Linked DNA regions of Homo sapiens: regions 2, 3, 4 and 5 are each linked to region 1. Evidence: chromatin loops called from intact Hi-C (ENCODE). Cell type or tissue: heart left ventricle. All regions are shown on one strand. Each heading gives the region's core, and the rest is flanking DNA. Links, peaks and the distances in the headings are about the cores only. Region 1 has its middle 8.9 kb from the start of HPS3. Region 2 overlaps LOC107986045 (a long non-coding RNA gene). Region 3 holds the start of TM4SF18 (transmembrane 4 L six family member 18). Region 4 has its middle 11 kb from the start of TM4SF18-AS1. Region 5 overlaps TM4SF4 (transmembrane 4 L six family member 4).

Evidence for each region. Hi-C counts contacts between places; a loop is a spot of excess contacts. Peaks named below come from ENCODE experiments on the same cell type or tissue, not always from the same donor. Only the 100,000 strongest peaks of a DNase experiment are listed, where the experiment ranks them.
Region 2: a loop joins it to region 1, with 5 times the contacts of the local background. A loop is called at or near these places in 75 of 110 quality-filtered maps.
Region 3: it touches region 1 in a loop (5-fold over the local background); 16 of 110 quality-filtered maps call a loop at or near these places.
Region 4: a loop joins it to region 1, with 13 times the contacts of the local background. A loop is called at or near these places in 106 of 110 quality-filtered maps.
Region 5: it touches region 1 in a loop (3-fold over the local background); 61 of 110 quality-filtered maps call a loop at or near these places.

The regions. Positions count from the first base shown.
Region 1 is chr3:149,118,421-149,123,071 of GRCh38, reverse strand. No RefSeq gene overlaps it. Among named protein-coding and RNA genes, the nearest start is that of HPS3, 8.9 kb to the left of the region's middle. In heart left ventricle, for the core only: a CTCF peak has its summit at 2,598 (motif pointing left); no DNase peak of the experiment used is centred there.
Region 2 is chr3:148,953,458-148,958,108 of GRCh38, reverse strand. LOC107986045 (a long non-coding RNA gene) reads right to left here. Exons shown (of 3, transcript XR_001740565.2): 3 at 2,021-2,527. Among named protein-coding and RNA genes, the nearest start is that of GYG1, 36 kb to the left of the region's middle. RefSeq lists an enhancer at 97-598. In heart left ventricle, for the core only: a CTCF peak has its summit at 2,454 (motif pointing left); no DNase peak of the experiment used is centred there; H3K27ac peaks cover 841 bases.
Region 3 is chr3:149,332,450-149,337,100 of GRCh38, reverse strand. TM4SF18 (transmembrane 4 L six family member 18) reads left to right here and starts at 3,465. Exons shown (of 6, transcript NM_138786.4): 1 at 3,465-3,588; 2 at 3,702-3,895. The coding sequence starts at 3,719. TM4SF18-AS1 (TM4SF18 antisense RNA 1) reads right to left here. Exons shown (of 2, transcript NR_186251.1): 2 at 3,349-3,597. In heart left ventricle, for the core only: a CTCF peak has its summit at 2,596 (motif pointing right); no DNase peak of the experiment used is centred there; H3K4me3 peaks cover 1,223 bases; H3K27ac peaks cover 2,474 bases.
Region 4 is chr3:149,271,343-149,275,993 of GRCh38, reverse strand. It overlaps the pseudogene CPHL1P. Among named protein-coding and RNA genes, the nearest start is that of TM4SF18-AS1, 11 kb to the left of the region's middle. In heart left ventricle, for the core only: a CTCF peak has its summit at 2,673 (motif pointing right); no DNase peak of the experiment used is centred there; H3K27ac peaks cover 997 bases.
Region 5 is chr3:149,478,466-149,483,116 of GRCh38, reverse strand. The region is part of intron 2 of TM4SF4 (transmembrane 4 L six family member 4); the gene reads right to left. Among named protein-coding and RNA genes, the nearest start is that of TM4SF4, 6.1 kb to the right of the region's middle. RefSeq lists an enhancer at 2,421-2,715. In heart left ventricle, for the core only: a CTCF peak has its summit at 2,513 (motif pointing right); a DNase peak (open chromatin) is centred at 2,546; H3K27ac peaks cover 1,139 bases.

The DNA of each region.
Region 1 (4,651 bases), core at 285-4,284:
GAACCTTCTCAAAAAGAAAACTAATACCTACAGACGATTTCATGTATCCATTTACCAAATATTTAAGGAAGAAAAAAAATACCAAGTCTACAGAATCTTTCAGGAAATGTTAAAAAAGAAAATACTTCCCAACTTACTCTGTGAGGCCAGCATTACTCTGATGACTAAGCCAAACAAAGTCATCACAAGAAAAGAGAACTATAAACCAATGTACCTCAACAGATGCAAAAATTCTAAATAAATGTTATCAAATTAAATCTAACAATATATAGGAAGAATAATATATTAACAAAGAAGAGTTTACCCCAGAAATGCAAGGTTAGCTTAACATCTGGAAAAAATCAATCAATATAATTCACTATATTTAATAAAAAATATATTGACATTATTTTTGACAAAGGTACAAAGGCAATTCAGTGTAATAAGGATAGTCTTTTCAAGTAATTCATGAAAACAATTAAAAATCAATATGCAAAAAGTAAACTTTGAAACTTTGCACCATATAAAGATTAACTCAAAATAGGTAGTAGACAATGTAAAACCTAAAACTTCTTAGAAGAAAACATAAAAGAAAATCTTTGTGACTTTGAGTAAGACAAAAATTTCTTAGATACAACACCAAAAATACAATGCAGAGAAGAAAAAAATTGATATATATTATAGGCCAGGCGCGGTGGCTCATGCCTGTAATCCTAGCATTTTGGGAGGCCGAGGCAGGGGGATTGCCTGAGCTCAGAAGTTCCAAGACCAGTATGGGCAACACGGTGAAACCTTGTCTCTACTAAAATACAAAAAATCACCCAGGCGTGGCGGTGTGCGCCTGTAATGCCAGCTACTCGGGAGGCTGAGGCAGGAGAATTGCCTGAACCTGGGAGGTGAAGGTTGCAGTGAGCCGAGATCATGCCACTGCACTCCAAGCTGGGTGACAGAGCGAGACTCCGTCTCCAAAAAAAAAAAAAAAAAAAAAAAAAAAAAAAAAAAAAAAAATATATATATATATATATATATATATATATAGGATAATATGTATTGGATTTCATTAAAATTGAACATTTCTGTTTCTTGAAAGACACTGCTAAGGGAATGAAAAGACAAGACCAGAAGAAAATATTTGCTTGTTTCCAGAAATACATAGAACTGTCTTTAAACACTACAATGGAAAAAAAATTTTAAATGGGCAAAGGATTTAAACATATTTCACTAAAGAAGATACATAGTGGCAAATCAGTACACGAAAGGATGGATGCTCAGCATCATTAATTATTTAAGAAATGCAAGTCAACAACACCATTAGAAACCACTACAAACTTATAATGACTAAAATGAAAAGGACTAACTATCTTAAGTGTAGATGAGTATGGGGAGCAACTGGAGCTCTCATACACTACTGGTAGGTATCCAAAAGGTACAACAACTTGTAAAAACTATTTGGTAGTTTATTACAACATTAAACATATACCATACACCTACCACATGATCCAACCATTCCATCTCCTAGGTATTTACCCAAGAGAAGTAAAAACATTTGTCTTTAAGAAGACTTGTGAACACATATTCATAGGAGCTTTATGTGTAATAGTCAAAAACCAGAAACAACCCAAATGTTCATCAACAGATGAATGGATAAACAAATTGTGTTTTATCCCTACGATGAAATACTACTCAGCAATAAAAAGGAATGAACTATTGATATACACAACAACATAAATGGATCCCAAAATAATTATGCTGAGTGAAAGAAGCCAGACAAAAAAATAGTTCATCCCATATAATTCCATTTATATGAAATTCTAGAAAATATAAACTAATCTATAGTAACAGAAAGCAGTAGTCTGCCTGGGTCCGAATGGGGGACAGAGGTGTGAGAGAGGGGGAGAGATTACAAAAGAGCACAAATAAACTTTTGGGAGTGATGGATATGTTCAGTATCTTGATTTTGGTGATGGGTTTATAGGTATATGCATATGTTGAACATTACATGCATATACCTATAAGGATAAATTTATATACTTAAAATATGTAGAATTTTTTTAAAAGACCACAAGACACATGACTAAGAAAATTATTCCAAATTATACTGCTACTTAAAGGTAAAGCTCACTATATGTACCTAACTACATAGTAGATACTTAATAAATATTTGTTCAAGAATTTAAAATATGAGAGAGCGGGAGAAAGAGATAGTGCCACTTGCCTACTCAGAACATCCCAGTGGCTTCCCATGATACTGAGATTAAAGGTAAAATTTCTTAGGTTGACCTGTGAGGCCCTGTGTTATCTGGCCTGTGTCTCTCTCCAACCTCCAACCAAGCTTTCCTACCACTATCTTTCATTGCATCCTTGACACAGAACCCCTCTTAGAATTTCTAGACACAGAAGTCAGTATTTTTTAAAGATTCCAATTTGCAACAAAGTTTAGGAACCGCTGAGTTTATAGACCCCTTTTTTCTGTGCTTAGAGCACTGACTATATCGAAGCCCTTACTCTAAGGTGCTGTTTCACTTTTCTAACTAATGTGTATAAAAATATGTAAGTATGTCCTCAAGTTCTAAACAGACTAAATAGCTCTTCAGACGAATACTGTTAGTCAATAGCGACATCTGGAGGTCTGATGAGAACCTAAACAAATAATCTAATTTTCTTGGTGTAGGACCACTCTTAACACAGGAAAAAGGTGCCAATGACCACTCCCCTCCCCAAAACACCCCTCCCCTACATACACATATCATACAGAAGGCGAAACGGAGACCCAGAGAGTAATTGATAGCTGTGGAACTGGAACCTGACTGGTCCACCTACCTCCACTTCCTCTCAAGGGCATCCTCCCCCAGAGTGGCCTCATCTTCACATCTTCCCATTATAAGGAACACCACCATTCACTAATAGCTTCCAGGGGTTTTTTTCTAGCTCCCAAGCATGACCCTGGTTGATGCCTGCAACTGCCAAACACAGCTGCATGACTAACCTTAGCCAGAGTATCTGGATAGTAATGGTGGTTCCTCTCCTATATACCCTAGGATTTTGATTTCCCCCCTGGTAGAAGGAAAAAGTTGCACTGTTGGGTAGGAAAATCTGATGGATGGGGACAAAATATAGGCTGATTTTTCTGGTTAAGGATAATGGTTCCCATTTAACAAATTAGAGGACTAAGGCCCAATGAAGGTAATTGCCAAGACCACTTATCTCCACACGTTCTTTCTCTCTGTCCTGAATCCAAGGGCCTTCATACCAAGTGGGGAAACTGAGACCCAAGTACAGAACTATGCTTTCCAGGTAGGCTTCTGAAAGCCCCTGGCTGACTTGTAGCACTAACACTAATGGGACACCAGAGGTGTGACATTCTCTATATGAAGTAACAACGGATGATGCCAGAGTCCAAAGGAAAAGTAGTCTGAAAGAAGCTAGGATATCAGAGTTGGAGGGCAGAGGCTGAAGATTCAGGCTGGTGGGAAGGGATCTTTGAACCTAGACTGGGAGAAATAGTTCCTGAAGCAGGAACTGAGTGGAATTTGAGGACTGAAGATCCAGGAGCAAGAGAAAAGGGAAGGCTGGGGCCCTATATAGGTGTCCTCCCTAGAGACAGAGAACAGCCAGTGGCTGCACTGCTCCTACCTTATTTTGTGTAGCAGGTGCCTAAGGTGTGGCTCCCAGGGCACTGGGACCCCTAAAGAACAAGAAACGTTTCAAGCCAGTGTGAGCAGGCAAAGACTTGGGGGATAGATAGGGTCTCCTATCCCTTTCTATTCACCTGCCTCTGCTTGACACAGGAGAATCCAGCAGCTGCAGTGGAGAGTCCTACCTTTTCCACTCCATCCAAAGTCTCAATTTTTGGAACTTTATTGACACCATGAGGTGCCAAACTGTCAAGTCTAAGAGAGGCTTCGCAGACACCTTCGCCAGGAGAAAGCCGGCGGGGGCTGCCTTGGTTCCCTCGGCAAAGGGAAAGATATGGATTAATTCTGGCCTCTGTAGTCTGGATGAAAGAAAAGCTTTGAAACCCAGAGCAAAGCCCTGTGGAGCTTTCAGGGAAGTGTAGTCCCGAATGAAGAGGGTGCATTTTGGAAGCTCCCTGGAAATAGTAGTGTTTGTGCTCCGGATGCGCATGACCTGCTCGGCATCTGCACTGTGCTCAAGGCTGGGGCCTGATCTTGTGCCACGTGGGCACATGTGGCCATCCCCCAAGGCTGGCCTGGTGCCACCAGGGGTGGGGTGGGTGCGACTGTTACCCTTCCGTTTGCCTCTCTGTCGGGAGTCGTTAAGGCTTTACTGTGGCATGGGACTTAGTATATCCAGAGCTCACAATCTGGAAAGGGCTAACAAGCAAACCAACAACACATCATGTTACAATTGCTGCCTTGGGCAGAAGCACATGGGTGGGAAAGTTATCCAGAGGCACTGAAGTTCGAGCAGAAATCTGGGGCACCTGTAAGGTGGAAGCTGGCAAGGCGTACAAGCAGGCCCAAGGCCTCTGGGAGAGGTATCACAGGCCGAGGGACCAGAGAGGAGTTAACAGAACAAACCTTTGCCGGGGAGAGTAAAGGGATAACAGGGAGAGAGGTGGAAGTAGGGAGAAGGGCCACCCAAAGCCAGACTGAGCAACTTGGACTGTGTGCCTAGGACAGTATGGAGACATTAGAACTCTAGGCAGAGG
Region 2 (4,651 bases), core at 426-4,425, 170 kb after region 1:
ATGGGCCCAGTACTACTGCTGGAGTTCAAAAACTACCAACTCTTGGTCCCCAGGCTGAATCCTGCCTGTGGACAGGGCTTGTTTTGCTCACACTGTTAAAAATAATGTTTTAATTAGTTACTGACTCTCATTTCAAAATGAGAAATTTGATTTAGGAATCATCCAGAGTTCCAGCTTCTGTGAAACTGGCGGTTTAGGAATAGTGGGCTTGCATGTCAGGCCTGGAACCATGTGCTGGAGCTGAGCAGCAGCTCCCCCTATGGATGGGGGACTCCCCTCCAGTTCCTTTGAGTCCTGCCTTGCCTATTGTTGAGGACTGAGTTGTGTCCTCACTTCCTGTCATTCACATGTTGAACCCCTAACCTCCATAGTGACTGATTTGAATGAAGATAGGGCCTTCAAGGAAGCAATTAAGGTTAAATGAGGTCACGAGGGTAAGGGGAAGAGACACTAGAGAGCTCTCTCTCTGCATGCATTCAGGGGAAAGACCTTGTAGGGAACAGTGAAAAGGTAGCTACAAGCTAGGAAGGGAGGCCCCACTAGAAACTCACCTTGATGGAACCTTGAACTTGGACTTCCAGCCTCCAGAACTGTGAGAAAATAAGTTTGTGTTGTTTAAGCTACTCAGTCCGTGCCATTTTGTTATGGCAGCCTGAGCTGATGAAGCCAGCCATGCACCTCACTTACTTTGTGCCTAGCTTCTGAGGTTATCTGTGTCGAGGCCCCTGCTCTATGTGTGGAAGTTAAAAGAGCGAATTATCCTGTTCCTCTACTTTGTCTACTGGCAGAGAAAGTTAGAGAGAGAAATAATTTGTAACAGAGGGCATCATACAAGTGATGTACAAACTGGCATTGGAGGACAGAAGAACTGTCTGTGGCTGGGATGGGAGGGACAATGCCTCTTCATTGTGAGGAGTGAGCGTGTCAGATGGGTGTTCAGAGATTAGGAGGATTTCAGCAAGTGGTGAGGGAATGAAGGGCAGGAGCAAAGGCATCCAGGCATGAAAGTGGATGGTAATCCAGGTTTGACTGGAGTTCCAGGGTACGTTGCAGGTGGAGGGTGTGCAATCGGAGACAGGGCCAGAAAGGGAGGACAGGGTCTGATCAGAGCCCTGAATGCCACGCCATAGGATTTAGTTTAATTCTGGAGTGAATGAGGAGTACCTGAGAAGCTGGAAGAGGGAACCCAGGGGCTGAAAGATATATTTTAATTGATTAATTCTCTGTTTACTGAGAACATCCGTTGTGTCGAGGCACGGCAGATCCAATTGTGGACAAATAGAAGTCAGTCTCTGCCTTTGCGGAGTTGACAGAAATAGATGATTAGATTTATAACAACGTTAGGCAGTGAGGAGTGCTATGAAGAAAATACAGCAGTGTCGGGATAGAGTGTAATACTGTGGGTGCTAGTGTAGATGTGCGTGCTCAGGGAAGGCATGACATTCGGGCATAACCCTGAATGAAAGCGAGAGGGTGAACCATGTGGTATCTGAGAGAATATAATTCTAGATAGAGGGACAATCAAAGTGCAAAGGCCCTGAGGCAAGAACACAATTGTGTTCAAAGAACAACATAGAGGCCGGTCTGGCTAGAGTAAGCAATGAGAAGAATTGTGGGCAAGGAAGTTGAAGTAGTCTCCTAGTCATACACAGGCTAGGAGAAGGGCACATTTTGGACCAGTACACAAATGAAGTCCTCAAACAGAGCTGACTGCGGAAGACAGGGCTTTAGGGACAGGATGAGATGGATTACCCATCTCCCAATCTCTGGATCAATTGTGTGCGGTGGCAGCCCTCAGTGGAGAGGGATAACCGAAGTCCTGTCTCTCCCAAAGTTCAGACCGTCAGCCTATAACTGTCCCCAAAGAAGGGTGAAGGCAGGGACAGGGTTTATCTGCTTCCCTAGCTCAGAAGCCCAGGCGGTTCCACAGGGGATCCGGGAGAATACAAGTGCTCCTCCTCTAACAAGCACCACACTGCCGCTTAATGTTACAGGCCTCTGACAGATGAAATCAAACCTGTTTTGGCCCTAGAGTGAAATGATTTATTCCAGCAAGTGGAAATAGGAAGAGTTGAAAGGCAGTACAGGCCAGAATGTGGGTTGGCTTCGTAGACTGAGTAATGTGGGTTGGCTTGGTGTAATTCGTTTTTGGAATACATTTTTTTTTAAGGTTTAGTGAGGAGGAGGTAAACAATCCTTTGAGAACCATATAAAGCTCTGCCTCCAGCGTGTGATGGTCAGAGAGCACGGTCATTGCCTTTGGCATTCTCTGCTAAGTTTTCACCCTTGGTGTTTTGCCTTTTCCTTCTTGCTTGGCTGGGAGAGTTATGAGCTCCTTAGGAAAGAATGTCCTGCTTTCTCTGTTGGCCCTGCTGAGGGGCAAACATTAAAAAAAAAAAAAAAAAAAAACCATTAGCTGTAAATCTCTGTGGTAAGAGTGCCCTCTTCTGGTTCGGCTTCTTTGTCTTGAGCTGCCAGTTCCCTAACAATGCTGTTTTTAGGCTTCCGATCTTTTTGATGAAATAAACTAGCAAAGAAAAAAAGCAAAAAAATACCATTGAGGATACATTCATTTCACCCAGTGTTTCTAGAACCCCTTCCACAGTTCTAATTCTTACTTGGCCATATTTTCTGAAATTTCGGACCCAGACTTTCTTTGGGATTTACACTTAGCCTTTTGCGAATCCAGAAAAACAGGTAAAAATAGTAGCATTTCAGAGCTTGGAACGGGTGTTGCAATGGGTTCGTCTGGTCACTTTTATGCTTCTGTTTCTATGCCATTTATTAAGTGCCTACTCAATTTATTGAATATTTGAGGGCCAAGCATTCTCCTAGGCCCTCCAAGATCATAAATGAGATACAGCCCTTGCCTTTGCTAAGAATGTCGTGGGAAATATAGATGAGTAACAGAAAATTACAACATCAGCTGACAAATAACTGAGATGTGAACAGGTGGTTATAGGGGGACATGAAGGAATTTCTTTGGTTATTCAAGCCCAAATGTGAGAAAAATCAATGCCTCCTCAACTCGAATTGTTCCTGTAACAGTCACATCTCTTTATGTACTAGATCCAGGGCTCTATGATGAGCAAATCGTGATGGGTTTAATATATTTCTTCTACTAAACCCCAAAAATAATTTTAGATCTAAAAGGGACATGAAAATATGTCAGTTTTCTCCATTTTTTTTTCTATGTCAAGGGAAAAATTTTCTTTTACAAGGAACATTTTGAGAGGCTCTATATATCTAGCTTCAAGTAATTAAAATTGGTTTTAATTGTGGAATACCAATGCACAATTCTGTGTGGGGTTTGCTAGAAATCATAGATTCAATAGAAACAATTTTCCTCCATATAAAGGGAGAGTTATATTTCATGAGACTCTCCAGAAATCATTCTTCCATTCTGGTCTCTTGTGACTTTTCTCTGTGGGCTCTAACCCATAATCTTGCATATATACAGCTCAGGATGTTACTTAGTGTCCCAATGGCCTTTAAGGTTGTATTTTGTTTTATTTTAGAAAATTTGTTAATGAAATTTTCTGTTTTCTTCTATGTCCTGGATCTTTTGCATAAGAAAAGCTTTAATACAAAGTAGGAGAAGGAGATGGGAGGCAGAGAGGAAAGAGAGAATTCATTTGTGAGCTACAGCAGTCTTCCTGTGTCCATCTCTTGGCTATAAATTCAGATAAAACATGTCAGTGATATTTTAGGGGATGCTTCTCATCAGGTATATATGGTGTTGCTTATTTTACTTTATTTAAAATATTTATTTTATTTTTAACTGCCTATGCAAATTTATCTGCATAAATCTGGTCGCTTTTTTCATTTCTTTTTCCAGTATTGGTTTTAACTCTCAATCATGTACTAAAGAAAGGACTTCTAACTTTTAAATTAGAACTGATAAGCTTTCTTTCTCATAGGACATCTATTTCTAGGTTCCAGCTTTGGTTCACTATACCTTGTCCAAAAATATCTTCTAAACTCAAGAATTCCTAAGGGGGCTTTGGAGCGAGAGGTATCCACAAAATTCTTAGATTACACCCTGAGAAACACTGATGTAGGCACTGTTTTTCTGATTTGAAATTAAAAATCTCAAATGGACTTGGAGGAACAGAGGCTTAATGTAGCTCTGAGCCTGCTCAGTTCTGAGCTAGTCTCAGTAACCAACTGTGGCTGGAGACACAAGGGCTGTACATATACACAGATGGCAGGCAATTGAGCTTTTCAATTCTGCTTCCGTTTTTTTTTTTTTGGTAGGAGCAGAGTTGCTAGATCAAGGATATCAGTTAAACATAATGCTCAAAATGGCAGTGAGGAGCAACCAGTGAGGGAAGCGGCAAGACTGACGGGACAGGGTGAAGGCTCCTGAGTTCCATTGGCTCTGTCATTCATGGGTGATGTTCCAGAATGAGCAATGTATGTGTTCTGAGCTTCAGTTTCTCTATCTCTAAAGTAATTAATAGTGTGCTCCTTGGAGGTGCCTCATGGAGAATGAGCAGCGAGGGGGCAAGGGATCCTCACCTCTGTTTCAACTTACCCTTTCAGTTTTTAATTCTATTTTATATATTTGACTTCATCATAAGCTCTTGTCTGAAGAAAGGGTTACCAGCAAAACAAAACATAACAAAAAAACTTTTAAAAATTATTAGAC
Region 3 (4,651 bases), core at 290-4,289, 210 kb before region 1:
GTGCCAAATCTGTGTTGGCAGATTGGTTTCTCCTGGGGCCTTTCTCTCTTTGGCTAGCAGATAGCCACTTCTCACTGTGTCCTCACACAGTCTTTTCTCTTTGCACCCCTGGAATCTCTTTGTGTGTCCAAATTCCCTCTTTTTATAATCTGATTGGATTATCCCCACCATGCTGTCCTCATTTTAACTTCATCATCACTTTAAAGGCCCTATCCAAATACAGTCACGTTTGAGATTATGGGGGGTTAGAACTTCAACATGTGCATTTAGGAGAGACATGATCAGCCCATAACACACCTCCAGACTTTTTCTTCGCCTATTCCTGAAACATCTCTAAAATCTCAAATTCCAGCATCACACTTCTCAATCACTACTTCCTCTCTTTCTAGCTCACTCTGTGTGTTACCTAAAACCAGTAATTTTTCAGCCACACTGGGACACACAATTTACAAATCCAGTGCCTCTTTTACTATTTCTCACACTCCCTCACGTCCTTACTTCCCTCCTTACTCAGCTTAAGTTCCACAGTCCATCATTATAACCATTCACTTGCATACATTCTTGAATCCTTTGCCCATCCCTCTCTTCATGGTATCTGCCTGGCAAAGTCCCAATCCTGGTTGACTCCAGCTTTCTTCCTACTTGCTGGCTACACCTCTGCCACTGAACCTTACTAGGAAAAATACCCAAGTCTCCTGTCCAGTCTCACTATCCATTCACGGTCACAGACTCAAGTGGTCCCTCAGCACCTGCCACATTTCTCTAGTCTGTTCATTCTCCCACTTTCCAAGCCAACTGTTTGAACTTCTCCTCTCTTCCTTTAAACCTTTAACACCCTCTCCCCATCCTCATTCTCAGCTGATAAAATTGCCTCCTGTTTCCCTGAGAAAACAGAAGTATAATAATCAGAAGTTCCCGCTAACCACCTCCAAGCCCATTGCTATGTTCTCCTTCTGTTCTGTTGCTGACACTGACCTGCCCTGCTGCTATCTAAGGTAAGCTCCTCCATCTGTTCACACACTCCCACCCTTTCTCACCTACTCAAGGAGCCTGTGCCAGCAATCCTCTCCTTTATCTCCTTTATGGTAAATACCTACCTACCCTCCCTCATACCCCTTCCCACAACAGTATACAAATATGCTACCATTTTTTCCATTAATTTTTGTCCCTTGACTTCTACTTTTCCTCTAGCTGCTGCCCCATTTCTCTGCCCTCCTTTACAGCAAAACTCTCCAAAAGAGTTACCTCATCTATTTCCAATTTCTCTCCTCCCATTCTCTCATGAATCCACTGCAGATGGACTCTCATCTCATCTCTAACTCACCAAGAAAGCTCCTCTTATGAAGGCCACCAGTGACCTCCACGTTGCTCAACCCAATAGCCGATTCTCAGTTCTTTCGTATGATGTGCCCTTTGGCAGCATTTAACTTTGTTGATCACGCCTTCTTCTTCTTAGAAAGTCACCTTTGAGAATAAGCTCCTGATCTTCATTTCTGGCTCACTGGCCATTTCTCAGTATCCTTTCTGCCTTCCTCTCATGTCCCTAAACTCAGTCCTGGGCTGCCCAGGATTTAGTCCTTGGGTCTCTTTTCTATCAACATGCATTTCCTTAGTGTCTCATGGGTTTAAATACCATTTATATGCTGACAACTGTCACATTTATATGTCACCCAGACCTCTTCCTTGAACTTCATATTTGTATATCCAGCTGCCTAGTTGACATCTCCACTTGGATTTCTAAAAGGTATTTCAAAACTTAGCACATTCGAAACTGACCATATCATTCCTCTTCTCCCAACCCTGCTCATTCAGCTGACTTGCTCATTTCTGTTAATGACAATTTTATTCTCCCAGTTTCTCGGGCCCAAATGATGTCGTCTTTGACTTCTCTCTTTCTCTTATACCCACATCCAATCTGCCACCAATCCTGTTGGCACAAGCTTCAAAATATATCCCAAATCCAGCTTCCTTTTTTTTTTCTTTTATTATTATACTTTAAGTTTTAGGGTACATGTGCACATTGTGCAGGTTAGTTACATATGTATACATGCGCCACGCTGGTGCTCTGCACCCACTAACTCGTCATCTAGCATTAGGTGTATCTCCCAATGCTATCCCTCCCCGCTCCCCCCACCCCACAACAGTCCCCAGAGTGTGATGTTCCCCTTCCTGTGTCCATGTGATCTCATTGTTCAATTCCCACCTATGAGTGAGAATATGCGGTGTTTGGTATCCAGCTTCCTTTTACCACCTCTGCTGCTACTACCATCATGATCCGAGTCATCATTATCTCTTACCTGGATGGTGGAAATGGCTTCAGAACTCATCTCTATCTCCTCCACACCCTTTACCACCTATTTACAACACAGCAGCCAGAGTGAACCTTTTAAAACATCAAGCACAGTGCCTGCCACATAAGAGATGCTCAATGAATGCTCAACCAACAATGTTATTCTCTTCCCAATCATCCCAGGAACTCTAGTAAATATGATTTTATGCTGCTTCTATGTGACTGGAAAAAACGTCTAATGCCCAGATTTTTTGATGCACTTAGATCAAAAGCACTAGAGGGAAAAAAAACCATATCCACAAGGGGGTGCCAAGAAACCTCTTTGGAACCTGGACTGCTAGTTTCTTTCTTTCTTTCTTTCTTTCTTTCTTTCTTTCTTTTTTTTTTTGAAACAGAGTCTTACTTTGTCACCCAGGCTGGAGTGCAGTGGAACGATCTCGGCTCACTGCAACCTCCGTCTCCCAGGTTCAAGTGATTTTCCTTCCTCAGCCTCCAGAGTAGCTGGGATTACAGGTGCCCAGCACTATGCCAGCTAATTTTTGTATTTTTAGTACAGATGGGGTTTCACCATGTTGGCCAGGCTGGTCTTGAACTCCTGACCTCAGATGATCCACCCGCCTCAGCCTCTCAAAGTGTTGAGATTACAGGCTTGAGCCATTGCGCCAGCCCTACCTTTGTTTTCTTAATAGTAGGAAAAATATGCCTTTATTTCTGTTATGATTTTTCAGAGAGGTAGAGATAATAGATGCAAACTCTTGGAAGGAAAGCTGTACTGATCTAACCAAGATATTTTGTTTTTCTCATCCACCAGTCACTTTCTCAGTCCTTTCTTATCCCTTGCAATTTGAACAAAGCTTGGTGAATAGTGTGCACACAAAAAGCACACTAGGTGAAAGACAGATACATAAAAAGGGTAAAGTCAGGATATTTTAACAAACCTATCAAGCTCTAAATATAAGCCTCCTTGGTAGTTTTCTCTTTAACCCTCTCTCCACTGTTGGATGAAATTTGCTGCATTCAATTCCAGTTCCCACCCCAACTTCCTTCTTAACACAAGGTCAGGGTTAAGCCTTCGGTGCTTTAATCCAGAGGAAAATTACTTATTTTAAAAAGCAGTGAAAAACACCGCATTCCTTTGGCACAGGATGAAGACCAGCTCAGCTCTTCAGTTGTTGATCATTGTCTATTGTTCTCCAAACAGTAAACCAGTATTTCACACTGAGATTGTCGGCTGCGGGTATATTCCAATTCCCCGTCTCCTCATGAATATGAAGTGAAGGGCTCTGACCCTGGAAGTGGTAGGTAATCTCAAAAAAAAAAAAAAAAAAGAGAGAGAGAGAGAAAAAAAAGGTCAGGTAGGAAGAAGAAAAATAGACTTTCTGTGACTGTATACTCTTGAAATCTCCCGCAGGTTCTAAGCAGGGCAAAATGGGGTCTCGGAAGTGTGGAGGCTGCCTAAGTTGTTTGCTGATTCCGCTTGCACTTTGGAGTATAATCGTGAACATATTATTGTATTTCCCGAATGGGCAAACTTCCTATGCATCCAGCAATAAACTCACCAACTACGTGTGGTATTTTGAAGGAATCTGTTTCTCAGGCATCATGGTAAGTATGAATTTGGAGACTTGGGAGAGAAGGGGGAGTTGTAATTGAGACTTACCTTGTAACTAGTAGAAGTAATGAATAATGGAAAAATCATTCTGCTAATCTTGGGTGTAGGATTTGAAAGAGGGATGGGGGTGAAGGGGCAGGTAATCTGCTGGCATTTGGGACATAGCTCTGTTTTCAATAAGCTGCTCAGCAATGCAGCCTCAGTAATGCAGGAAATTAGTCCTAATGAAAGTCTGTGGGACACTGGCCTGTAAAAACAGTATGTTCTCATGAACCCTGCATATCAATTTAAGCTATTTGATCTTCAGTGGCATTACTGTTTTCTAGAACAGATTTTCTGTCTGCACTCATGTTTTTCTAGCTTGAAGGGGCATTAGGACAGCATGAAAAAAAAGCAGAGACTTGGCTATTCAGACAAACCTGCATGTAAATCTAAGCTCTGTCATTTGTTCCATGAGACCTTCAGCAAGTTACTCAGTATCTTTGAGCCTCAGTGTTCTAATGTGAAAAATGTGAATAATGGCATTTACTTTTAAAGATAAAATATATATAAAGTGCCCAGGAGAGAGACTGACATGTAGTAGATAGCCAGTGACTGTTGTAATTATGATTATTAAAGAATGAGCTGTGTCATCATTAAAATAGTCCTACATTAGACCCTAATAATGGAGGGAGTTTTTGAAAAGTAAATTGAATTATCAATGGCAAGAATCCATGAACGTTTTCCTGATGACTTTGTGTTCTTTAAAA
Region 4 (4,651 bases), core at 374-4,373, 150 kb before region 1:
TGGGGTTAGAAACATAGACACAGTTCAGTTTAAAGAATTTGGCATGTCTTTTAAACCAAAATGCCACATGTTTTACTTACTACATTTGTATTTGATTTCTTCATTCAGTATTTCAACACTCTTCTCACCAATTATACCTGTTTTTGACTCCCATCACATTTTCTCCAGCCTCTGGGTTTTATCTGCCAAAATTAGGCTGTTGAGCTTCTGACTTTTCATTTAGCTTATTTAACACTTTGTTTCTTTCCAGTCAACATTTGTTAAAGTTCTGTCTTTTTTGTTTGTTTATAGAGAATTTCTACAAGGAGGTCAAGCGAGGAAGAGCTTTGTTTTTAAAAAGGCTTTGTATTTTCAATATTGATACTGATAATACATTTCAAAGGATCATTGAAAAACCATCCTGGTTGGGATTTTTAGGTCCAATGATTAAAGCAGAGACTGGAGACTTCATTTATGTACATGTAAAAAATAATGCTTCAAGAGCTTATAGTTATCATCCTCATGGGCTCACCTACTCCAAAGAAAATGAAGGTAAGCAGATCCTCTTTCCTGAGTTTTGCTTATGGAGAGTATGAGCACATTGCATTAGAAAAAGCCAGGTAATCATGGACTGGTCAGCATTCTGAGCTACGTGGAGTTTAGAGTGGATGCAGACTCTACTTCTGATGTATTTAAAGTTTATACCCAAGACAGTCCTTTTTTAGTTTCTCATCTTAATTGAGTGACAGCCCTTATGCAATTCCTAGGAAATAAAACACTTTTCCCTTACTCACCAGAAAAGAAAAAAAAGGTGTTTTTTTGTTTCGTTTTGTAGGAAACACTCATGAGCTAAATGTTAGGTTGGCAGAAATCCTGTTCTGCCCCCACCTCATTTCCATTTCCTAGTAGATGAGGATCACCCTCTGGGAAGATATCAGTATCAAGAGAAATCACTACTTTCCAGGCAGACTCTTCTCTCCTACACAGCTACAGTCACAGATACATCATGATTTTGGAAAAAAAAAAAAAGGAAGGGAAGAGAAAGCCAACAAATAGGATTTTGTGAGTTTTTGGGAGACAACAAGGAAAGCTAGGAAAACAGAGTTTGGAATTGTCTTTAGTAGAACACAGATATTTTTTCCCAGTGTTTGAAATATGGTTTTTAAAAGGCCTGGCATAAATCTTTAGAAAACTGGAATTTTAGGCCAACTTGATAAGAGTACCACCTATAGCATACGTGCTCCTTCCAACAGAGGCTCTATGATAATACAGGGCAGCGGAAATCCCATATGCCATTCCTTTCATCTGTCATCATTATTTTGCCATGTTACATGACCATCTTGCAATGATTATTGCCCTTTAAATATAGTCTATAAAAAAAAAGAAAAATAGTCTATATTATAGACATATAATGTGAAAAATGTTAACAAGAGTTTGCTTTATTTTTTTACTTTTTAATCAACTCTCAAAACTTGAACTGAGGTTTGATGATTCCGTCAGGGAAGCATGAAGAAGAACTAGAAAACAGGCCTTGAATTAATCCTCTGGACTGAAACAGACTCAGGAAACTGGACCATGACTGGAGCCAGTTCCAGCTGGGCCGCTGGGCAGGAAGAAAGTACAAAACAGTCAGTCATAATTTCTTCATGTTCAGTGTGGAACAGGAGGGTCCCAAAAGAAGAATAGAGAATCAGAGGCTGCTCATGTTTCAAAGTCTTTTATTGAATAAAGGAATTTTATTCATAGTTAGCAGGATCCAGCCACGAGGGGTAAGGATCTGAGGCAACACTTTAGCCAGAGAAGAAGAAAGAAAGGAGAGCAACGGTCCAAAGTCAGAACTGAGGTAATAGTTCAGAGTAACGGCATGGGCCACCTTCGGACTGCAGTGGGCTACTTGGAAGTAACAGGGACACCCTTGGATGCCCTGGGTCCCAAGTCTGACTGGCAATGAAGAAAATATGGAGGGCAACTCGGGAGTCCAGAGGTTACCTCTGCATCTGAGATCTAGGCACATGGTAGGTGCAAAATAAATATTTGTTGAATCCATCAGTAAGAGTGATGATAGCCTATTATATACTGCCTGCCTCATTCCAATTTAGTCTAAAAACTGCAGCCAAGCTGAGCATTCAGGTAGAAGCCAACTAAAGGGGATTTAGGGAGGTAGGAATCTGGGAAATGGTGGGGAGAAATGCACACTTTTTGAGAAATACAAAGTAGCATAATGGAGGAAGCCCGAGTCACATTCAAAATAGTGTTATCCAATATTTACTGTAACCACAGTGCAGAATATGTTTTCTAGGTGCTATCTATCCTGATAATACGACAGGCCTGCAAAAGGAAGATGAATATCTGGAGCCAGGGAAACAATATACCTACAAGTGGTATGTAGAAGAACATCAGGGACCTGGCCCCAATGACAGTAATTGTGTGACAAGAATTTACCATTCCCATATAGACACTGCAAGAGATGTAGCTTCGGGACTTATTGGACCAATACTGACTTGTAAAAGAGGTAACTTTAAAAAAAAATCTCATTGCAGTAAAAGAGTAAACCAGAATGGGTAGGCTGTCCTCTGCTCTCCTAGAGGAATTTTACTATCCAAGGCACTCCATTTTCCTGCCTTAACCTTGGTTTTCCAGTCAAGAATGGAAACTTGCCATCTTGGACTCTGAGCACTAGATGGCGATCTCAAATCCAACCCTCAGTTCAACCAATAATTCAGGTTGGTCACTAGATGGTAGTCAAACCCAATAAACTTCACTTCGGCCATCTTCCTTCAAAATTACTGCCACCTTTTTGTGTTTATGTTTTAAGGTGAATCAGTTAGAATCATCAGTTTATTAATAATTCTTGCAAGGAGGAAGTTTTGCTGATATGTTTCTAACTTGCAAGGGAATATAGAGTTTTGAAAATTCTGATTTGGTTCATTAAAACAAGATCAACAAAGCAACAGCACTAGATTAATTATGAAGTTAATGAGCAAATTTAACTTCCTATGACAATCAAAGTTTAAATTTTAGGTGAACAAACATCTCTCCACAATAAATATTTTAATAATTGCAGTTTCCTATGCCAAACACACATAGTCTCATGATTACAAATTACATTCCTTGGGAGATAACTTTTTTTTTTTTTTGTATTTTTAGTAGAGGCTGGGTTTCACCATATTAGCCAGGCTGGTCTTGAACTCCTGACCTTGTGATCCGCCCGTCTCGGTCTCCCAAACTGCTGGGATTAAAGGTGTGAGCCACCGTGCCCAGCCGGGAGATAACTTTTTAAACCAACTTTGGAAGAGCTTTTTGCCCTTCTCAAAATTGCAAGGAACTCAACTGCATAATGGCAAGATAAAGAATATGTGTTTATTATATTTAACTTAAACATTAGCTATCTAGTCTGAACATTTCCAAACTTTCTCCCTTTTCTTTTTAAACAGTAAGATAACTTAATGCTTTGCATTCTCAAAGGCAAGTATGTGAACTGCCATCAAGCCTTCCTTGGTTGGGTACAGTGGCTCATGCCTGTAATCCCAGCACTTTGGGAGGCCAGGTTGGGAGGATCACTTAAGGCCAGGAGTTTGAGACCAGCCTGGGCAACATAGTGAAACTGTGTCTCTACAAAAAAAAGAAAGAAAAAGAAAAAGACTTTCTCACTTACAGTTATGTTGATTTATGCCCTATGGTTTTAAATATAAGGCTGTTATAAAATATTTGGGACTGATAATAATTTTATAGAATATTATATTTTTATATACTTTTTAAATATTATAACTATTTTATTCCCACTGTCCTAAGCACTTTTCTCTTTTGTTCAATCTAAGCGCACAGAGGGATCTTATCCATTTTGAGTCATTTGTTTCCATCTGTGGGTTAATGAGTCTGAAATCTGTAACTTTGGTTCAAACTCCTTTACTGATAGTCAGGCCTGGCAACTTGGCGTCTCTACTTGGGTGTTTCATCCGTACCTAAATACGTCATATTCCAAAACCCGTCATTTGTTCCTGCCCTGAATCTCTCCCTTCCTTCTGTGTTCCCTGCCTTGGGGAATGGCCCCAGTATGCTCCAATTAGTCACTGGAGACAAAACCTTGGGTAACATTCTTGATACTGCCCTCTCCCTCATCACTTGCTAAATACATCAGTCAAGTCCCGCCAGCTCTACTTCGTACACATCACAAGGTCAGCTCACTTCTCTTCAGCTCCACGAACTCTAACCTAGTTCAGGCCACTGCCATCTTTTTGCTAGGATACCCACAACAGCCTCTTAGCTGCCCCACCAGTCTCTAGTGCTTCCCCTTTCAATTCATCTCCACTTGGCTTTCTGTCTGGGGGGTGAAGGTGGGAGGATGATTCTGAGTCTGTCACTCCTTTGCTTAAAATCCTTCAAGGACTGCTGATTGTTCTGACGATAAAGTCCAAATTCCTTTTATCTTAATTGCTGCCTGGAATCTTCTCTACAGGTACACCCCAGCAAACTCCTCATCCTTTAAATATCAACTGAGGTGTCACTGCCTTCAGAAAAGATTTCCATACCCAAAATTAAATTAACCAGCTCCCAAACACTGAACTCTTCCCTACTATAGAACTTTACACACTATAGTATCTTATTAATTGATGGCGTCCACCCTTGATTGTATGCCCTGCAAGGGTAGATAACTGTCTTGTTCACTTTTATA
Region 5 (4,651 bases), core at 226-4,225, 360 kb before region 1:
ATGGCAGATTGAGTTGTCTTCATGAAAGTCCAGGTTGTCACAGAGAAAAACAGATTCTATGAAGGAGGGGGGTCTTGGCACATTTTATGGATAAATCACAGGAAGAAAGATACATGCTGCGTCATGTTGCTTTAAGTTATTTCACATTGGGAAGTCTTAAAAATGATAAATTCTCTAGAATAAATTCTTAGAGATATGATCAGTCAAAAAGCCAGCATAGAATAACTTCAATTTATCATGGGTTTCATGACACAAAATGTTAAAAGAAAGAAAGGCCGGGCTTGGTGGCTCATGCCTGTAATCCCAGCACTTTGGGAGGCCAAAGCTGGCAGACCGCTTGAGCCCAGGAGTTCGAGACCAGCCTGGCCAAAATGGTGAAATTCCATCTCTACAAGAAATACAAAAATTAGTGAGGGGTGGTGGTGTGTGCTTGTAGTCCTAGCTACTCAGGAGGCTGAGGTGGGAGGATTGCTTGAGCCCAGGAGGCAGAGGTTGCAGTGAGCTGAGATTGCACCACTGCACTTCAGCCTGGGCAACAGAGCCAGACCCTGTCTAGAAAAAAAGAAAAGAAAGATTCTTGAGACCAAGTTGAGTACATTAGAGGGTAGACACTTCAAAATTGGTATTATTTACAGTAAATAGGCAAAAGTCCTGGGATATCTCTGGAAGGAGACAGTAATTGAGAATAGTGGGGACCTCTGAGGAGGGAAGTTGGCAGACTTTGGAATCAGATAAGGGAGTCTTCCTTTGCGGTTTTTGTGCTATGGGCATACTCTACCTGGTCTAAGTGAATAAATGGTGAAGAAGGACACTACTGTGTTGTTGTCAAAGGTATGGATTACAGGCAGATGGATCTGGATCTGAGTTCTGGTTCCTCCCTCATGATCTTGGGAAGTTAATCTTTTTTATTCCAGTTCTTCTTCTGTAAAATAAGGCTCATTAATAAGTACCTGCCTTACAGATAATATGTAAGATAGCCTAATTAGTAAAGGCACACACCTCTCGAAAATCAGATCATCCCCACGTGGGATAGGCTGCTAGTAATCCCCAGTGCCTCACTGATAGGACACCTAGAATTATTTTTCCTGTTCCCAAGGTTTGGATAATTTCCCATGACATTAACAAGCACTTGATCAATGTCATTATTATATTATAGTATTTTTGTTATCATATCCTCACACACACTTACTTTCCACAAATACAGAGAGCATAACTCTGGAGAGAAAAAATTCAACGGGCTAATTCCCTCGCAGCTGCTCAGTGCACATATTCTGCTCACATGGTTAAAGAAATGTATATAGCATACACTGCAAATGTTTCCCTTGAAAGAGTAGATAAGAAGGCCTGAGATCATATGTCCTCTAACTCACCAATTGCCAGCTTGAAGATCTCCCTTTCTGTTGGGCTCTGGAGACAGACAGGTACCATCAGATCCCAGCTGTCTCCACACATGGTGTGTCCTGGGGTCATGTAGGTGCTTATGTTGGCCAAAGCATGTCCTTAGGGCATGGACATTCCTCCTTAGTAAGGAGGAATAGAGATTACCTGAAGTGTTTTTTCTTCTTAAAAATTAATATCCTCTATTTTTTGCCTGTGCTAGGCTTGGGAAGGGAGTGGGGGAAGTGGCAGTCAGAAACTTAACTTGCAGTAGCCCCAGTTTCCTCATTTATAAAATGAGGAGTTTAATGCTGAATTCACAGGGTTATTGTGAGGATTGAGTGTGATAAATATGGAAGCCCGTTTCCTCTCCTAGGTGTTCACTTACTTCATCCATCCAGCAAGTACTTATTGAGGATCTATGTGTCCTCCATACCCTAGGCACTTAGTTGGTACTTCCCTTACACCAAATGCTTGCAAAATCTTCCCCTAGAACTTACAACATCCTTATGAGAGACAGTAACTGCCAGGATCCATTTTGTAGCAGAGGATTTTGAAGCATAGAAAATATTTACTGAAGATGCCGGCGTGGTGGCTCACTACTGTAATCCCAGCACTTTGGGAGGCTAAGGCAGGCAGATCAAGAGGTCAGAAGTTTGAGACCAGCCTGGCCAACATAGTGAAATGCAGTCTCTACTAAAAATACAAAAAATTAGCTGGGCGTGGTGGCCGGCGCCTGTAATCCCAGCTACCCGGGAGGCTGAGACAGGAGAATCGCGTGAATCCAGGAGGCGGAGGTTGCAGCGAGCCGAGATCGCGCCAACCTCTTGCACACCAGCCCGGGCAACAGTGCAAGACTCTGTCTCAAAATATAAATAAATAAAAATAAAATAAAATATGTAGAAGTAGAATAAAAATAGGAGCTTAGGGAGAAAACATCTGGAAAAAAGAAGAAATAAAATTCCATACTTTATTTTTTTTTCTTTCAATATATTCCATTTCTCTAAAGGAAATGTCTTTCTAAAATATTCCTCAAGTTGGCTGTCATTCCAAGGAATGAGGAGGTAGATTAGGGATGCTTTTGGCCTGCAGGACCTCTGCAAGAGGGAGTCCCCAGAAACGCTCACTCAGGAGGTGTCTCTAGGGGGCACTGATGAGCCAGGCACGGGAAGAAGTGCTGACCACAACACACAGACCGCATTAGGACCTGACCAAGACCTTTCTTCAAAACAGGGAGGTTGATCATCTGGCCCTGCCTGTGGGTGGGGCGGGCCTTGATCTATCTAATATGCTTTAAGGATGGTGAAATACATGCCTACCCAACACATATCCTCATCAGTCTACCTTTGGTCTCATTATTAAAGACACTCCTTTGAGTCAAATCCAAGATTTACAAAAGGCTCTTAATAAAATACGTACTTAACATAAACGAGTTGACAAAATTAATTTGCTCCCCCACTGCGCCCCAAGAGATCCATTTTTTAGAAGGATTAGAGGGCAAGAGATGCTGACCAGCCACCGACATGCTGCCAAGAAGCCACTGGGAATCTCGGGTTTGGGAGGAAGAAGCTGTGACCTGAAAACAAACCCAGGCCGGGGTTCTTACTATTTTTGCTCCAGGGCTCACTTTTCCCGGCTCTCCTTTAGCCTAATTTATTTGAAAGAGCGCAGGCCTTTGGAGCTCAGCTTCAGTCTTGCTCTGCCTCAGAGGAGAGCCATTTTCTCGGCTTTACCAAGAAACTATGAATCAGGTGATCCAAGATTCTTTCCAGCTTATTGTCTTGCTTTATCTCTGCAGCCACCACATCCTGCTTCTCCTATCTCCTACTTGGTTTTGCTACCCGAGGAAAGGGAAGAGAATGGTGCAGTTGGCCTCTGGGGAATGTTCCAGAAAGATATAATGCAGATGAGAGAAGAGAGAGAGGAACCGGGAAAATAAATGACAGAAAGCAGACTGTAGAGAGGACAGAGGATTCAGCCCAGCAGCTGGTGGCCCAGTCTGTGTCTGCCTCACAGGCCTTTCCACCTGCAGGGCTTCCTATGCAATGCTCCCTATTGCAGTGCTCCACAGAAGCCCCGTGTCCCCGAAGGAGCTGGGGCCTGGAGGGGAATGCGTGAGCCTTTGGAAAATAATTCAGAACTTCAGCAGTTTAGTTCTCCCCAAATTAGTCTGCAGTTTTTGCTTCTTGTCTGACAAAATGCAAATACCTCATTTTGGAGAAATGATTAGCCAGGTGAGGTGGTGAGCACCTGTAGCACCAGCTACTCAGGAGGCTGAGTGGGGAGGATTGCTTGAGTTCAGGAGTTCCAGAAGTTTGGGACCAACCTGGGCAACATAGTGAGACCCCCCAATAACCTCAAAAAAAAAAAAAAGAAAAGAAAAGAAAAAGAAATGATTATTGTTTGATGCTCCAAAGCCTTAGAACATAACATTAAGCAAACAAGAGTCTGAAGCAGGGGGCATGAGCTCAATGGTCTTAGGGGCAGGGAAGGGACCCTAACTGAGTAGAGCAGCCAGGGTGGGCCCTGTGGAGCTCAGCCAGGCCCAGTGAAGGGTGCTGTTGTGCCAAAATGCAGGCTAGGGGTGCCAGATTAATTTTTTATTTCTTGGGGAAAAAATGTTCTCTCTCTGAATTTTTAAAAATTGGGAGCTGATTAAAAAACAGAACAATCGGCCAGGCGCAGTGGCTCACGCCTGTAATCCCAGCACTTTGGGAGGTTAAGGCAGGCAGATCACCTGAGGTCAGGAGTTCGAGACCAGCCTGGCCAACATGGTGAAACCCCGTCTCTAACAAAAATACAAAAAAAATTAGCCGAGCATGGTGGCAAGCACTTGTAATCCCAGCTACTCGGGAGGCTAAGGCAGGAGAATTGCTTGTACCCAAGAGGTGGAGGTTGCAGTGAGCTGAGATTGCATCATCTCACTCCAGCCTGCTGGGGGACAAGAGCGAGACTTCGCCTCAAAAAAACAAAATAGAACAAAACAAAAAAATCAAAGACAAGAAATCCTTCTGCTGGCTACCCAGCATGTGGTCGACCCTGGCCCAGGGCAGCCGTGCTAGGTGCCTTGGTTTACAATCTGGCACAGCTGGTCCTTTGATGGACACTGCCTCATGATTTGGATGGTCAGTTGGTCATTTGGAGGAGTTATCCTCAATTCATGCCAAGGGCAGGTTCCACATGGAGGCTTAGACAGCCCCCACAGACAACCTATATTGGGAAGCCCAAATATTTCAGATCCTATTGACTCAAAATTTTTTTTAATGAAATGTGC